2 separate regions of the Mus musculus genome follow, and region 2 is linked to region 1. A link is a contact called in ENCODE POLR2A ChIA-PET data. All regions are on one chromosome and are shown on one strand. Each heading gives the region's core, a stretch centred on a gene start or an enhancer-like site at or near the end of the contact. The rest is flanking DNA. Distances are from core to core; before and after follow the strand shown. Region 1 holds the start of Pnpla6 (patatin-like phospholipase domain containing 6). Region 2 holds the start of Camsap3 (calmodulin regulated spectrin-associated protein family, member 3).

Evidence for each region. ChIA-PET counts read pairs that join two places held with the same protein, here RNA polymerase II (POLR2A).
Region 2: POLR2A ChIA-PET joins it to region 1 with 11 read pairs in embryonic stem cell. The contact joins the promoter of Camsap3 here to the promoter of Pnpla6 in region 1. POLR2A ChIA-PET finds 5 or more read pairs at or near these places in 4 of 5 experiments (Patski and embryonic stem cell).

Annotation. Positions count from the first base shown.
Region 1 is chr8:3,514,028-3,516,727 of GRCm38, reverse strand. Pnpla6 (patatin-like phospholipase domain containing 6) reads right to left here and starts at 1,317. Exons shown (of 35, transcript NM_001122818.3): 1 at 1,172-1,317; 2 at 160-218; 3 at 1-47. The coding sequence starts at 183. Mcoln1 (mucolipin 1) reads right to left here. Exons shown (of 14, transcript NM_053177.1): 13 at 1,815-1,945; 14 at 1,496-1,714. The coding sequence ends at 1,678.
Region 2 is chr8:3,586,076-3,588,775 of GRCm38, reverse strand. Camsap3 (calmodulin regulated spectrin-associated protein family, member 3) reads right to left here and starts at 1,326. Exons shown (of 17, transcript NM_027171.3): 1 at 817-1,326. The coding sequence starts at 964.

The DNA.
Region 1 (2,700 bases), core at 68-2,567:
TCCATCGATTGTTTCGGACTAGGTAGCAGGTCTTGTAGCCTGCAGTCCTGGAAATCGAGGAGCAAAAGGGACCAGAACAAGATGTCAATCAAGCCTACCCAGCAGCGCCTACAGGCTCCTTACCCCTAGCTCGTCTCACAAGCCACGCCCCCTAGATACCTTTGGCTGGAGTGACTCCTCCATTCGCCGGGGTTGGGGTGAGAGCGTCTAGAGGGGTACTGCTAGACAGAAGGATAGGGGCAAGTTGATTTCCCCGCCCAGATCAAGGGATGAGACCAGCCCCCAGCTCTTTGTCCTACTTCACTTATGCATAAGGCGGACCAGACTCCGTAACGTTTTCATCTGCACCCTGTGGCCAAAAGGGTAGCCGTCCTGGCACCCACAGTCAGCAGCTCGCTGGCAGGTGCCCTTAAGCCATGATCTCTTCTGGCAGTGGTTCCTTCCTTAGCCTGGCCTTCCGTATGTCTGACTACTCTTGATTAACCAACCCTTAGGCGAGACCCCTTCCTACACCCTGTAAAGACGCGATGTCTCACTCCAGAAGAAACCAGGACCTGTAAGCCAGGAGGCTGAGGGACAATTGGACTTTGGGCTCCTGACCCAAGCCTGGGCCCATCAAGGAAGCTGGGGCGTGCACTGGAAGCACTGCTGTGCAATCTATTGAAAAGGGGGCTCTAGGGCCATCGGAGTAAGATGAGCTCCCAAAGTGTTATAGGCTCGGGCTTGGAGATTTAACTGTCACGTAAAAGGAAAGTTACCGGGTCTCGCGGTGCGGAGCATCCCTGGGATTAGTGAAATGATGCAGGATGTGTAACCAGGGACGCCGGAATTGGGGGAGGGTAGGAGGAACGACGCACTGGAAAGTTACTGAGATCCGGAGATACACATAACTACTTAGGAGTCTAGGAGCTTCCAGGAAGATACCGGGGAAGGTAGGAACGCTACCGGGACTCTCCTGGGACGCTGGAGATCTTTCTGATGCCTTTAGACTATTATTAATGGGAATTTAGAAGGATCGCAGGGCCCTGAGATGTTACCTGGAAAATTGTTAGATTGACTACTTCCATTCCGTACTCCAGGTCGCATCTGACTACCGATGCGGAAACACCGGGACAAGGAACTTAGGAATGGGGGTGGGGTGGTATTGGAGCATCAAAAAGTCGGGACCTACCCGGAATCAGGACAAATCGATCCGGGGCAAAGCTGAAGCTCTCTAACAGTCCTCGAAGGGACACCTTTGCTCGGTCGATGGAAACTCGTACCATTCAGGAGCTGCAACCAGGTCCACCCAGCTTCGGCCAACACCCCTAGTTTTCTGCCCGCTGCCTCAGACGCGGCACCTTTAAATTATTCCGCTGCAGGACACGCCCCATCCCCGCCTCCCGCCATGCTTGGAAGGTCGCACTGCGCCAGCCATGCCTAGTGTGGCGGCCTCTTAAAGGAGCTGACGATTTATGAAAGGGCTGCCTCACCTGTTACAAATTAGACCACCGCATTTACATTCCCTTTTATTTAACAGCCGCCCTACATGCCCTCCCTTTCCCCTGTGTCCGATTCGATCAGCCCAAGCCCTCACAAGGCCTGTCAGACGCAGATCTTTTAAAGCAAATTCTAAAAATAAATAAGCTGGGGTCCCAGCAGTACATGGGGATAAAGTCTAGTGGCAATCATCTTGGATCAGTTCACCAGCAGCGAATGGTCCTCCGGGGAGTCCCTGGAAGAGAGAAATGGAAAAAAGAGGCACCCAGTCTCTCTGGCACACACTTCTTCCCCCAGCCTCTAATCAATCCACAACCCAGATCTGGGGCTCCAACCTTCCACAGCAGCAGAAAAGGCTACAAGCTGAGCCACTGCCACGACGGAACTTGCCAGATGTGGGGCTATCCTGGCACTGCTCGATGTAGGCCTGGAGCTCACTCTTCTCTGTGCCAGTACCTCCTGGGTGCTGGAAAGAGACGATTCCCCGAACTCAGCATGAAAGATGGTCCTGACCTCTAGTGCTCTTTAGGTCCGGCCAACTGGACATCCTGCTGTTGCTCTGATGTGACCACTCTGGGTCTCATTTCTGGACCTTTGCTTTGTGGCTTGCTTCACTGTAGAAATCTTCCCTATCCCCGGATGTGGCCGCAGGTCTCAGGCTCATTGGTTCAGTGCCTTCTGCTGCGGGCCAGAAGCCTAGACTGGTATTTAGTAACCCAGCATCTCAGCTGGAACAGTGTAAAAGAGTTAGTGGGCATAAGGCCTGAACTCCTGCATCCACGGGTCCTGCGTGATATCCAAGTGTTGCAGCGAGACTCAGTGTGGCTGCTTAGGGCCTGGGTGACAGTAATGTACCTGTGGTAGAGCTTCTATCCATGTGGGAAAGAGTGCACACATCCACTGCCAGTGCCTCAGAATGAGGCAGAGTCCCCGAACATTCTCCCTGTGACTTCCTGGCACCACTGCTATTTCTCCAGGTCCTTTCTGCCTCCCAGTCTTTGGATGTTCCTTTCTACAAGTATGCTCTTCCTCGGGCTCCCATCTCCTCAATCTAGAATTCTCAAGAGATGAAGGGAATGTCCCAAGCAGCCACCTAGCTGCACTGACTTTTGGATAGTTATGTATATTTGCCTTGTGTGTGTGTGCATGTGTATGTGTGTGGTGTCTTATAGGGTACAAAGAAGAAGTAGCATTCCTGCAGGCTGTAGTTTCCTAGATGAG
Region 2 (2,700 bases), core at 77-2,576, 72 kb before region 1:
TGGCCCTAGTCCTTCAGGCCTGTGGGCATGCGGAAGGGAGGAGAAAAGGGGTGGCTTCAATAAGAGAAGGCCTGGCCGCCCGAGCTGCCACCCTAGAACAGCTGGTGAATGAGCCATTTATGCCTACCTGAATCCTCAGGAAAATGTGGCAATAAGTCACAACTGCCAGCCTTTACGGGGCCATCGAGACGAAAGAGTGGTCCCAGACACACCACACACACACACACACACACACACACACACACACACACACACGCTGGCCACCGGCAAGGCAGGGTTTGTGTCCCAGTCACTGAGCTGTAGCTCTGATCTCTTAAAACGCTCCTTGCGGGGTCCAAGCCACCGCGTACACGTTGTGAGGGTAGATAGGGAAGGTGGGGGTAGGAGGAACCATCACAGGCTTCTGATGTGTGTGAAAGGGGAGTTGGCCATGCAGTTAGGCCCTGGGGTCTGAGGAGTGGGGTGGGAGGCGGGAAGCAGAGGACTACCAGGAGACCCTTCCCCCACCACACACAAAATTGGTCTGCAGACCCCACCCCTGCTCACCTGGGGGCTCTGATCCCGGGGTCCCAAGGCGCACAGCCTCTTGGCGGGCCCCACCCCCGACTGCGTTCCAGCGACCCGGGCGGGCAAAGTCCAAGGGCCCCGTCCGAGCAGGAAGCTTGGAGGCCCAGCTTAGCAAAGACCAAAAGCTCGGGGACCCTAGGCAGCCCCGAAGCTATTGTTCCCACGGCCCCGGCTTGGCGCCCCGCCCCCCGCACCTGCCGCGCCCCAGCCTGGCTCCCCCGGTCCCCTCCCCAAAGGCCCTCGGGTTACCTGCTCCCCCGAATGCGGCCCGCAGCACCCACGCCAGACTCGCCGCCGCCTTGGCTCGAGAGAAATCGTACTGGTCCAAAGACTTGATCTCGGGGACCAGGAAAGTCCTCCGCAGTGGCCCGGACCCTGCGGGCGCCGCTTCCACCATGGCGACGCCGGGGTTACGGCCGCCCGGGTCCGCGCGCTCTGATGGGCTGGGCTGCGTGCGCTGCGCTGCGCTGCGCTGCTGCCGAGCCTCCGCCACCCCGAATCGGGTTGCCGCCGCGGCTGCTGCTGTTACTAATAAAGCTGCTGAGGCGCCGCTGAACCAGGTGCGGTCGAGCGCGCTGGCGACGCGGCGTCGACCCCGCCCCAAGGCGGAACCCAGGTGCGCCCCGCCCCCAGATTGGACTCAGTTCTCTCTGGCTCCTGGGTCCACATGGGTCCCCACTGACATTAAAGCTTCCATAGGTCCTCCTGCTGCAAAGGGCGGCAGTGATGGCGGATGAGGGAAGGGCTGCAGAAGAACGCATGTCCCTGTATGCGTTCTCGTGTGTGTGTGTGTGTGTGTGTGTGTGTGTGTGTGTGTGTGTGCGCGCGCGCGCGTGTGTTCCTGCTCACTCCCGGACCCTGGAGAGGCTTAGGGACCCTTTGTCATGGATGTCCATGTAGGCTTTTGATCCCACACATATGCAGGTGGAGTTCACATATGCATATGGAGTTTGTGGCTATTACTATACAGTAAGTTCTAGGCCAACCAGGGCTACACAGCAAGACTCTGTCCTAGTTTAAAAAGAAAATGAATGTGTTTGTATCCACTTGCTTGAGAGTACCTGTGAACATCTCTGTCTATAGGTATCTAGATTTGTGATGTCATCTGTTTGTGAAGGTGACTGTTTCAAACCTGTTGTGGTACAATGGTTTGTATTAAGTGGCTAGGGTTGTGCCCTAGTTGACAGAGTCCTTATCTGGTATGTACAAAACCTTCTCCTCCATCCCAAGCACCAAATAAGCTAGGGATGGTGGTAGGTACATGCCTAGAATCATGGCACTTGGGAAGTGGGAAGAAGAGAATTTTTGTAAGTTCAAGGTGATCCTGGGATACATGAGATAAATAAGTAAAATCAAAGAATTGTGTTGTACAACCTTCTGTGTTCTAAGATTGGAAATGAAGGAAGAGAAAGAGCGGGGGGAGAAAGAATGATGTGAGTCTAAACACATCTATCATATAAGGGTGTAATTGTTGACTCTGTCAGGGCAGGAAGATGGCAGAGATACCAAGTGGGTGTATTTAGGCAGGAGAAAAGCTGTGTATGTGAGATTAGCTCTGTAGGGTTACTAGGTGGATTGCAAATGTCCTGATGTGTACCTTTGATATCTGCAGTATTTGTTGAAGAAAGCCTCTGACTAGATGTAGGTAAGGGTCTGAGAGGATCTGTGTGTTTGCGGGTGTGGTTGTGTGCATGGGGCTTTCTGTGTGTGACTAATGATGTGTAGGTGCATACTTTTTTTTTTTTTTTTTGGTATAAACAGTCTTTTGTGTGTGTGTGTGTTTTCAGGTTCAGCATTCCCAGCTCCATAATACAAATCTATTTATCTACAGAACTGGGTTGGAACACTCACTGTTTGGGGGCCTGTGTTACAGGTGGCTTGAGTGAGGTGAGGCAGAACCTAAGGGACTCCCCTCTGTTGACTAGATGGATCTTAGAAAAAGGCTGGCAGCTATGATTTTATTTTTTTTATTATTTATTTATTTATTTTGGTTTTTCCAGACAGGGTTTCCCTGTGTAACCCTGACTGTCCTGGAATTGACTCTGTAGATCAGGCTGGCCTCAAACTCAGAAATCTACTTGCCTCTGCCTCCCAAATGCTGGGATTAAAGGCATGTGGCACCACTGCCCGGCC